Linked DNA regions of Homo sapiens: region 2 is linked to region 1. The links are chromatin contacts, found by Hi-C or POLR2A ChIA-PET in ENCODE. All regions are on one chromosome and are shown on one strand. Each heading gives the region's core, a stretch centred on a gene start or an enhancer-like site at or near the end of the contact. The rest is flanking DNA. Distances are from core to core; before and after follow the strand shown.

Region 1 (5,377 bases), core at 1,382-3,881:
TTTTTGTTTCTTCAGGCTTTGCTTTTTTTTTTTTTTTGAGATGGAATCTTGCTCTGTCACTAGGCTGGCAGGCAGTGGCACAATCTCGGCTCACTGCAACCTCTGCCTCCTGGGTTCAAGCGATTCTCCTGCCTCAGCCTCCCGAGGAGCTTGGACTACAGGCTTGAGCCACCATGCCCGGCTAATTTTTGTATTTTTAGTGGAGGTTTCACCATGTTGGCCAGGGTAGTCTCGCTCTCTTGGCCTCCTGATCTGGCTGCCTTGGCCTTCCAAAGTGCTGGGATTACAGGCGTGAGCCACTGAGCCCAGCCAGATCAGGGTCTGCTTTTTCATAAAGGCAATGCGGGTAGTGGGTGGAGGTGTGAGGGTCCTATATGGGCCATAAAGAAAGAGAACTGGGAGTCTGGGTGCAGTAATGGGGAAGATCTTACAGTGAGTAGATTTTGCTCTAAAATAAAGGAAACACTGGCTAAATTCTTTTCCTTGCAAGAGTTAGAATAGAACATGGTATGCAGGAACTGCTTCTGTTTTCTTGTAAAATAGTGCCAGCAAACTATTCAGGTCATTTGCTCGACAGTTTTTCTCTTAAAAAATTTAAAATGTTGGGGCCGGGCATGGTGGCTCATGCCTGTAATCCCAGCACTTTGGGAGACCCAGGTGGGTGGATCACAAGGTCAGCAGTTTGAGACCAGCCTGACCAACATGGTGAAACCTGGTCTCTACTAAAAATACAAAAAAATTAGCTGGGCGTGGTGGCGGGTGCCTGTAATCCCAGTGACTTTGGAGGCTGAGGCAGGAGACTTGCTTGAAACCGGAAGGCGGAGGTTGCAGTGAGTGGAGATTGCGCCACTGCTCTCTAGCCTGGGCAAAACTCCGTCTCAAAAAAAAAAAAAAAAAAACAACTTAAAATGTTGTTATTGTTAGTCAAAAAATTTCTTTTTTCTCTTAAATTTTGTTTATTTCTAGGGCTGCCATAACAAAGTGCAATATTCTAAGATTTTGTTTGTTAATTAACTTTCCAGTTCACAACTCACATTTCTTAACATTTCAAATGTAAAGTTAGCCTAGAACAGTTGTACATTCAGTACTATCAGAATTTACAAGCTTAATTCAACGACATCTAGTTTCAAATAGCTGCAGTACGTATTTTCTCTTTTCAATTATGCATTCACTCTCTATTCTGATTATTTCAAGTTATGCAAATCAAGCTAGAGAAGAGATTTAATTTAATCAACTGTGGGTTTGCCTACACGGATTTGAATATTAGCTGTCGTCTATATGTAAATGACAAGAGTGAAGAGAACCTGTTGCTAAGCACTGTGACCAATTCCTGATGCAGTCCTTGAAGGTTAACCTTGTCAGACTGTTAGGGAAACAAGAGCATAGGAGAGTCAGAGTCACGTCATTTGAAGTTCAGCTCCATCTTGACACTAATAAGGCACATTCCTTGCTGGTCACAACCCACAGCCCTAAGATGTTTACAGTTCAGAAAACAGCTTGATGATACCTGCAAGGACACACTCCTATGACAATGGAATGTCCAGATGTCCCAATATCCATAACAATGCATGCTTCTAAGGTAATTACACGTATGATTTGATGTATTTACACACTATATGACTAGGAGAGTTTTCTTTGAGTCAGCAAAAAATAAGCAATTTTGCCATGCTGTCAGCCCACCTGCACAGAGACATAGCTTATCTTTTGCATAGAAAAGACCCCCATGTAAGAAAAACAAAACAAAGATGAAGCGTTCCTCCTCTTGCTTTCTGAGGATCCCTACTCTGTAACTGCGTATCTTTCAATCAACTCTCTCTTCTCACTGCACTCTGCGACCCGCCTTACATTGTTTCCTGCGTGAGATCCAAGAACCCTCTTGGGGTCTGGATTCAGGACTCCCTTTTCTGGCAACAAGACCTCAAAGCCAGACTCAAAAAGTCAGATTGGTTGCGGGAGATTGCTCGGTGTGCTCTGGAGGAGGACACCTCCCCCCAGGTCCGGTGACTGGGGGGATTCTAAAAACCAGATGCTTTTTTAGACATCTGCCTGTCGTTTATGGTTTATGAGATAGAAAGATTGAACAGGAATATGAGAGAGGAGTGAGAGATCGTTTCTGCCTACAAAGAATTCTCCATTCACTCAAATGAAGCTGCGTTCTTTGCATTCCAGACCGAGAAAGGAGGCTAAGGTATCCATCCCCCGAGGAAAAATAGGAGACTAGATACTTGGCGCTGTTAGCAATCTGGGAGGAGCGAGAAACCTTCAAATCACACAAAGGGTCAAGAACAGGGAAATCATCAGCCGAGTGAGTTCTCAGCAGAGGACCACATGAGAAAGGTGGCCACCCCTCTAGCCAATCATAAACAGAAGACTCACTCCTTAAAGTGCGAACATGGCTCTTTGGTGGGGAGAAGAGATAAGAGGTGGATTTTTACGGGGTTTATAAACACACCATCAGCTCATCTTGAAGACGCAAGAGAAGTTTTCAGGCACAGATGTTGTTTTGCTTTAGGAAGCTAGCGATGTGTTCTTCACAGGAAAGCTGACCAAATCCCAGAATTAATTATTCATTGTCTCCTTCCCCCCTCCCCCCCACACTAAACTGGGTCAGGGAGAGAGTTTCATATTTGTGTTGCTGTTACAGCGCCAGCTCAGAAGTAAAATGATTGGCTGAGACTTGGAGCTTAACAATTAACGTTAAATACAGGCAGCTGGCTGTGTTTTGCTTAAAAGCCACAATCAAGGAATCTGGCAATCTGGAATTTTGTGATGGCTGATGCCTGTTTGTTTTTTTTCCCCCCCCATTTGCACAATTGCGAGTCTTCTGGGAACTTTTCTTTTACTGACACTATGGTTTTGCATGTTTAAAAAATTGGCAGACATCCTCGGAGGTAACGCAAGGTGCCTCGGTGCCATACACAGCCAAGGTGTGCAGTTCCGCGGCCGCATGATTCATAGTTCTGCTCTGTTTGGTAAAAACAAACACTGAAGACGCGTTATCAGTTTATTAGTACAATGTTTAATTGTGCTCTTTTTTTTTCTGTTCTCACTCCGTTAATTGCTCATAAATGGGAAAACAAAAAGGATTGAGTCCTTTTAGCGGTCGGGCTGCTCTGGAGGTGAACTGTATTCTATTGCTTCTAGGGCCACCTTGTGGACAACAAGTGTATTTAGAAATTAGACTTACAGGATGGATTCATTGGGAAAGCGTAGTAGACTGGTAATATGACTTTGGAATTCTTGGTTATAAAATCTAAGTATAATGATAATGACTTAGTTTTTATTAGAAGAACATTCCAGAAAATGTCCTAATTTAGGAAAGGCTAGTAATTGTGGCGAGTATGGAAATCTACCCATCACCATAAAATATATAATGATAATCCAGATTTTATATTTTATAGTTTATTATCAATCATCTAAATTTCCTTACAATTCTTTCATGTGCTGGGGGTGGAGAAAAACCCAGGAGAGAGAGAGAGAGCCTGTTTCTCAACTATCTCAGTATTTCAGATTTCTTGCTGTTTTCCTCACCCCGCTAGATGGCATCTGGCTGCATGAAAGAAGTGACATAACCTTGGGGTGGTGGGAGGAGATACTGTGTCCCTGAGCACCAGTCCTTCATCTGCTAGTTGCAGATGGGCTGGGCCTTCTATGGGTCTCTGCATGGAGCTTGTTGTGTGCAGCTGGTCCCTTCTGGCTGCATGTCAGGTAGGGGTCATGAGTCCCCATGTTCCACAGACCCCATAGCTTTGTGATCTTTGGTCAGCACAGCTAATCTCAGAACCTTTGAGGACACGTTTGTGGATCTTCTGCAGACCATGCATAGGCTCTGGGGCACCAGTAACATTTTCTCAGGATGTCTACGTAGATATCTTATTCACCATTGCTAGTCCTGCCATGTTGGATGTGAGGGTATACCAAAGACCCACTTCCCAAAGACAGGCTTGGGAGTTTCCAAGTTTACCCTAAGGTCGCAGAAAGGGATAGATATCAAAGACATTGGCAACCAACCTCTTCACTCTGTTTTTCTCTCTTCCCTCCCATGTTCCATCTGGGCTAGAAGAGGAAGGTTCTTCTCCTTTCTGTATATCAGAAGTTTTCCTTTCATCACATCTTGCATTCTTTCTTTCTTTTTTTTTTTTGAGATGGAGTCTCGCTCTGTTGCCCAGGCTGGAGTGCAGTGGCACAGTCTTGGCTCACTGCAACCTCAGCCTCCTGGGTTCAAGTGATTCTTCTGCCTCACCCTCCTGAGAAGCTGAGATTACATGTGTGCGCCACCACGCCCAGCTAATTTTTATATTTTTAGTAGATACGGGGTTTCACCATATTGGCCAGGCTGGTCTTGAACTCCTGACCTCATGATCTGCCTGCCTTGGCCTCCCAAATTGCTGGGATTACAGGCATGAGCCACCATGCCCGGCACATCTTGCATTCTTTCTATCCTATGACTTACAGCAAAGCAGCAGAATCAGTATTGCCAAGCTTCACTTAGATTCTTCAGAATTGTCAAAACGATCCTATTTCTAGAGACACAAAAATACAATTTGTGTAGTCAAAGCAGAAAAATCAACTCCTTTTGTGCATTCCTGATGTAATTATTCTAAATCCTCTTAGAGGCAAATGGATGCTTCTGGCAGATTGAGTGAGTATATACTTGGAAATGCAAATAGAAAAACACACCAGTATTTCTCAATAACAAAGCTATTGGAAGATGATAGCATTAAAGATATTATCTTCATTTTATTATGTTATTTTTATTAGTCCCCAAAATGCAAATATTTCATAGTTTGGATAATAACTTGGAAAGCAAATAATGCAGCCTCTGTATTATTTCTCTCCTGCTGTTTCTTTCCTGACTTGACCAAACTAAGATTGGTTGATGTTTGGTTTTGCATTATAACCTCCTTAGAAGATAAAGGCAAGGAGACTGGGAGAAGCTGGTGCATTTTAATAGGAGCCTATTGTAAAGACATGAATTTATGCAGGACAGCCTTCTTGCCAATCCAGTACCTACACCAAAACAATATTAGCCCCTTCTAATCAAAAAGGAATTTTTATTTCTTTAGGTCAGTAGTTTTTTTCCTTTTTTTTTTTTTTTTTGCAACTTCCACCTCCAGGGTTCAAGCAATCTCCTGCCTCAACCTCCCAAGTAGCTGGGATTACAGGCATGTGCCACTATACCTGGCTAAATTTTGTATTTTAAGTAAAGATGGGGTTTCACCATGCGGGCCAGGCTGGTCTCGAACTCTTGACCTCAAGTGATCCACCCGCCTTGGCCTCCCAAAGTGCTGAGATTACAGGCGTGAGCCACCATGCCCGGCCTAGGCCAATAGTTCTTAACCCGAAGTGAATCATGTCATTTCACTTGGCAAGCATT
Region 2 (5,541 bases), core at 439-2,938, 200 kb before region 1:
TATCATATATGCCACATACATATATCTACTTACCATGTATGCCGCACACACTACACATCTACACACATGCCAGATACTCCAGACATGCACACCATATTCCACATACACACACATACACCATGTATGTCACATACTACACACATGCACATCTCATCCAAACTACACATACAAAATACACAAGTATACATACACATACCACATTCACAACACACCACACACAAAACCCCACACCATACCCAGAAACATCTCCCCATACACCCAGCCCATCAAGCAGAGCTGGCTGACTGCGTACACACTATGTGATGGGGGATACTGATGCACTACAGAGGGCCTCCAAAACACATGAAAACCTCATAGGGGCTGGATGCGGTGGCTCACGCCTGTAATCCCAGCACTTTGGGAGGCCAAGGCAGGAGGATAACGAGGGCAGGAGTTCGAGACAAGCCTGGCCAACATAGTGAAACCCTGGCTCTACTAAAAATACAAAAAATTAGCCAGGCGTGGTGGCAGGCGCCTGTAATCCCAGCTACTTGGGAGGCTGAGGAAGGAGAATCGCTTGAACCCAGGAGGCAGAGCTGCAGTGAGCCAAGATTGGGCCATCGCACTCCAGACTGGGTGACTGTGTGAGACTCCATCTCAAGAAAAAAAAAAAAAAGAAAACTTCATGTCTCCAATATCAACTTTTTCAAGGTAAAATTTAATCTAAAACAACTATTACTGCTCTGATGGTAGAACTAACACCACTACTCCACTAGAAAAATATAAAATAATCAGGTTAATTAAAGTTCTTCCCCATTGTTGAATTTTGAATAAATTTATTGTTACTGTGCCTATTCAAGACAATAAAGAATTTAAATAAGAATAAAATATTCTCAAAGAGAATATAATTTGCCCTAAAGGCAAATAACATAGGAAAAGTAGCTATAAATACGCAAAAGAAACAAGATAATCCTAGTAAAATTTGAGTCTGACATGGGTAGGGGTGGTGGGGTAAATCAGCTCCCTGATTTATTTATTTATGCAATAACAAATAAAGCACTTAAATCAGTATTTTAAGTGCTTTAATTTTTATTGTGTTATTTATTGGTTAAGTTAAAATTATTATTCCCCATAAGATTTTTACAATTCCCACATGACTTGCAGATTTTTTTTTTTAACTAATTGTCAAAATCTTAGGCTCTTGGCTTTCAAAATCAGTACAGACAGATAAGAGCTTTAAGTATTTCGCATTTCCCCAGAGGAAAAAGTCAGCATCATAAACCACATGGGTCACATGCTCACGCACATGGTGTCTTAAAAACACCTTCACTTGCAGATAGGCACCAAGACTTACACCTTCTACCCTCGCCCATCCTGAGAACATGTTTGGGAGCTCTCTGCGCTTTGTGGGTCCAAGAACAAACCAGAAAACCCAGACATCTCACACTAGTACCTCTGCTACATGTCCTTAACCCAGAGGCTGTAGCTTTAGGGAAGGGGCTGCTTTGAGGACACCAAACTGCTCCTGAGCTCCTAGAGCTCGCAAGGGCTGTTTTGAGCAATATACTAACTTAGAAAACAAGAAAGAACATAAATGAATCAGCTGGCAAGCCCCATTTCACTTGGGAGGCGGAAGAGGCTGGGGACAGGTATAAATGACCCTCTTTGAAAAATCAAGTATCATTTTGTTTCTCACTACCAAGGTAACAGTCTGCTGTGGAAATTTCAGAAAACCGATGAGCAAATGGAAAATAAAAAGCACCCAGATGTAATCCTCTGCCCAAAGATAAGAACCTTGGGCCTTCCGGTTTACATCTGTGTCACCTTTTTTTCCCCTCTTACATACAAACATATTAAGTTGCCTTAACTCTGTGTCTTGGGGGAAGGATATTACTATACCGTTGCCTACTTTATTTAAAATAATATATATTTATCTAATGATTTTGCAAAGAATTTATTTAGAAAGTTTATGAATCACCATAATCTAAGAGATCTTGAATTATGTTCCTATGATAAAGAGAAATAAAATACTGGTGGGCTATATATTTAGGTTAAGTAGGGCAGAGACTAAACTTTCTTGGAGAAAAAAAAATCACATTTATAGACAGTATTACATTAAAGGAACATTATATATTTGATATCAAAGGAGACCTTCACACATGAGAACCCCAAATTAGGATCCCATACAGACCAAGTTTCAAATGTTCAGCTGTTTTTTAATCACACTCAAAGCTTAGCAGGGCTTATAATTTTTATGTAATTCAATATCAAAAGACAGACTAGTTTCCCATAAAATACTAGAATTAAACACTAAAATAAATCTAAAAAACACTAGTGTGATAGAGCATGCTCATAAGCATCTCTGTGCTGATTTTCTGCTTGATGATGCCTGGAGAACAGTAATCCCCCCATCCTTAAAGAGAACGAAAGGGGGGCTAATGGAAATGCAGTTCTCAAGCCAGAGGTGACACCAGAAACAGGGGCCATTAAAATAGACAGAGCTTGGCAGGATTTGCCTGGGGCTAGAAACACACAGAAAACAGAAAAATGGATGGTCTCTGTGTCATCTGTGTATCCATTTCCACCACGGGCTTCAAGAAACTAAGAACTGATGGTGAGGATTTCTCCTTTAATCTTCTGAATAATGCCTTCCAGAAAGTGCTCTTCCTATTGATAAACACATTTGCACACATCAAATCAATTACAGAAAATAAATCAAGAATCGGACGGGGTGGCTCATCCCTGTAATCCCAGCACTTTAGGAGGCCGAGGCAGGCAGATCACCTGAGGTCAGGAGTTCGAGACCAGCCTGGCCAACATGGCAAAACCCCATCTCTACTAAAAATACAAAAGTTAGCCAGGCGTGGTGGCACGTGCCTATAATCACAGCTACTTGGGAGGCTGAGGCAGGAGAATTGCTTGAACCTGGGAGGCGGAGGTTGCAGTGAGCCCAGATCGCGCCACTACACTCCAGTCTGGGTGACAGAGCGAGACTCCGTATCAAAAAAAAAAAAGAAAAGAAATCAAGAAAGGACACCTCACACTTTAAAAATAAGGGTATCTAACAGGAAAGCATTTAAACCATTCACTCTACCTGTCCCAACAGTGCTTACCTAACAAGAACACTGCAGATGCATAAAATGATTTTTGCTGATCCTCAGGTTGGAAATGGAATCCCAACTAAGGCATCCTACTAATAACTCAAAATAAACTCAATGGAAAGTAAACATCTATGAAGTATCTGCCTGGGAATCAGCATTGTATGTAGGGCCTTCGAAGATCCAATGAAATGTCCAGTGTGGTACCCCTGCCCTTGAGAGCAATGATTGGGAGAGGCAGAAATTGTCAATTTCAAAACTGTCAAGCCAAACCAATTGGAACAGCATGGCAGCGTTAAAAAAAAAAACAAAAAAAAAAACTGTCAAAATGAGCCAACTGCATTTTGGCCATATGTGTGGCATATCGCACATTGCACATATATTGAAAAGTATGCCTAATGTTTACCATGCATTTTTTCCTAAGAATTCATGGCAGCTTGCAAAATTAAAAAAAAAAAAATCGCAAGAAATTGGAATAATAATTCCCACAGGATCACAGTCTAAGAAAAGTGTTTTTAAAATTGCAAAGCATTATGCAAATGTATAACTAAATGGGCCTAAAGGACAGGAACCTGAGAACTGCTGTTAGAAAATGAGTGGACTCGGCCAGGTGCAGTGGCTCACACCTGTAATCCTAGCACTCTGGGAGGCCATGGTGGGCGGATCACCTGAGGTCAGGGGTTTGAGACCAGCCTGGCCAACATGGCGAAACCCCGTCTCAACTCAAAATACAAAAATTAGCCGGGCATGGAGGCATATGCCTGTAATCCCAGATATTCGGAAGGCTGAGGCAGGAGAATCGCTTAAGCCAGAGAGGCGGAGGTTGCAGTGAGCCCAGATCACGCCACTGCACTCCAGCCTGGGTGACAGAGTGAGACTCCATCTCAAAAAGGGCAGGGCAGAGCAGGAAAAGAAAAGGAGTGCACACATGGACCAATTAGAAATTGTTCCTATCATAAAAAATTTCTTTGACTGTCAAAAGGTTCCTCACTGGTCCTTCAGGTAGCAGGTTGCCTACGTCTTTCAAAGCTCCAGGAGCCTTCTCTGCTCATCTCTGCTCCCCAGTGGTGGCTAGCACCCCACAGGAGCAGGTGCCTTCCAGCCTGAGTTGGCCTGAGGTCTTGGACCTGTGCACCTGGCTGATGCTGCCTGTGAACACATGAACACTCCTTCTCCTGCCCCTGGATGCGGTCTGAGAGAACATAAATGTGTTGCAAAAGTTAAAGGTGTCAAAGACTTCAGCATCTTTACTTTCACAATACTGGTCTGGTGCCTAAGCACTGGTAAATGTAGTTCTCCCAACAGTTTCTCAAAGCCTGCATTACTTTATGGACAATTTCATTCTTTTATTTTTACATATAGATATGCATACATATCCACACACACGCATGTGTATATATATTTTATGTGCATGTACACAAAATTTACAATGTGTGTGTGTGCATACACAGGCACACATATTTTTTTAAGCCAGGCCTTAATTACATTATATCATTCTGCTTGTTCCCATCTGCTTTTAACTCCCACCTTTTATTCCATTCAGGAAATGAAAATATTCCACACCCTTCAGACTAAGCCTAATTAACAGTGGAAATAAAAGTAACCTATTGTTGAAATGTACTAACATCTGTAACTTATTCTGAAATACATAAAAACTGAGATGGACAGATGATTGTACAGAGAGGCGATAAAGGAAATGTGGCAAAATGTTAGTAATTACAGACTCTGGGTGGAGGGCAAATTGGCGTTCCCTGTACAGTTCTACCAACTTCTCTGTATATTTAAAAATTTTCGTAATAAAATGTTGGAAGAAAAGAGGGAGAGGTGAGAAGAGGAGACATGAGGTTTTTTCTTCTCTCAAAGCATCAGCTGGCTCTATTATGAATGCCTGGCTCCTTGTATTCAACAGTTTACACATTTCTTTCATTGTCTAGCATTTTCAGTTTTGCATAGGGGGTATAAAAATGCTATCAAAATAAGAATTTCACATTATAATATACATGAAATGAATACATTTTAGATTTTAGAATTTTCTTAAAAAACATAGGATAAAGGCACAACATGCCTACCCTAATGATATAAACCAGGGGTCAGCAAACTTTCTGCAAAAGGTTAGAGGATAAATATTCTCAGGTTTGAGGGCCACATGGTCTCTGTCACCATGACTCAACTCTGCCATTGCTGTGCAAAAGCAACCAGAGACCAAACAAATGGGCATGGGTGTGTTCCAGTAAAACTTTATTTATGAATACTAAAATCTGAATCTCATATCATTTTCATGTGGCACAAAATACTGTTCTTTTTAAAAATCTTTTCCAATCATTTAAAAATGTAAAAACAATTCTTAGCAGAAGGACTCTATAAAAACACAGTGGGCCAGATTTGGCCTTGGAGTTACAGTTTACTGACCCTTGAAGTAAACCATAGGGCCTTGGCAATGTGTGGCACCAGTTAATCATGGCAC

What was found. A loop is a pair of places that touch in the nucleus more often than their neighbours do. ChIA-PET counts read pairs that join two places held with the same protein, here RNA polymerase II (POLR2A). Pooled maps may share reads with other maps.
Region 2: a loop to region 1 is called in a pooled map, with 6 times the contacts of the local background. The contact joins two enhancer-like sites. A Hi-C loop is called at or near these places in 2 of 168 maps with a recorded cell type or tissue (K562 and PC-9), 1 of 37 single-sample maps with no recorded cell type and 5 of 50 pooled maps. POLR2A ChIA-PET finds 5 or more read pairs at or near these places in 2 of 52 experiments (Caco-2 and MCF 10A).

What each region holds. Positions count from the first base shown.
Region 1 is chr9:87,334,810-87,340,186 of GRCh38, reverse strand. No RefSeq gene overlaps it. Among named protein-coding and RNA genes, the nearest start is that of DAPK1, 160 kb to the left of the region's middle. RefSeq lists a silencer at 3,550-3,719. Within about 2 kb of position 2,631, at least 5 of the 41 ENCODE cell types and tissues checked have a DNase peak (open chromatin) inside an H3K27ac peak, as active enhancers do.
Region 2 is chr9:87,532,103-87,537,643 of GRCh38, reverse strand. All of the region lies in intron 2 of DAPK1 (death associated protein kinase 1), which reads right to left. Among named protein-coding and RNA genes, the nearest start is that of DAPK1-IT1, 19 kb to the left of the region's middle. Within about 2 kb of position 1,688, at least 2 of the 41 ENCODE cell types and tissues checked have a DNase peak (open chromatin) inside an H3K27ac peak, as active enhancers do.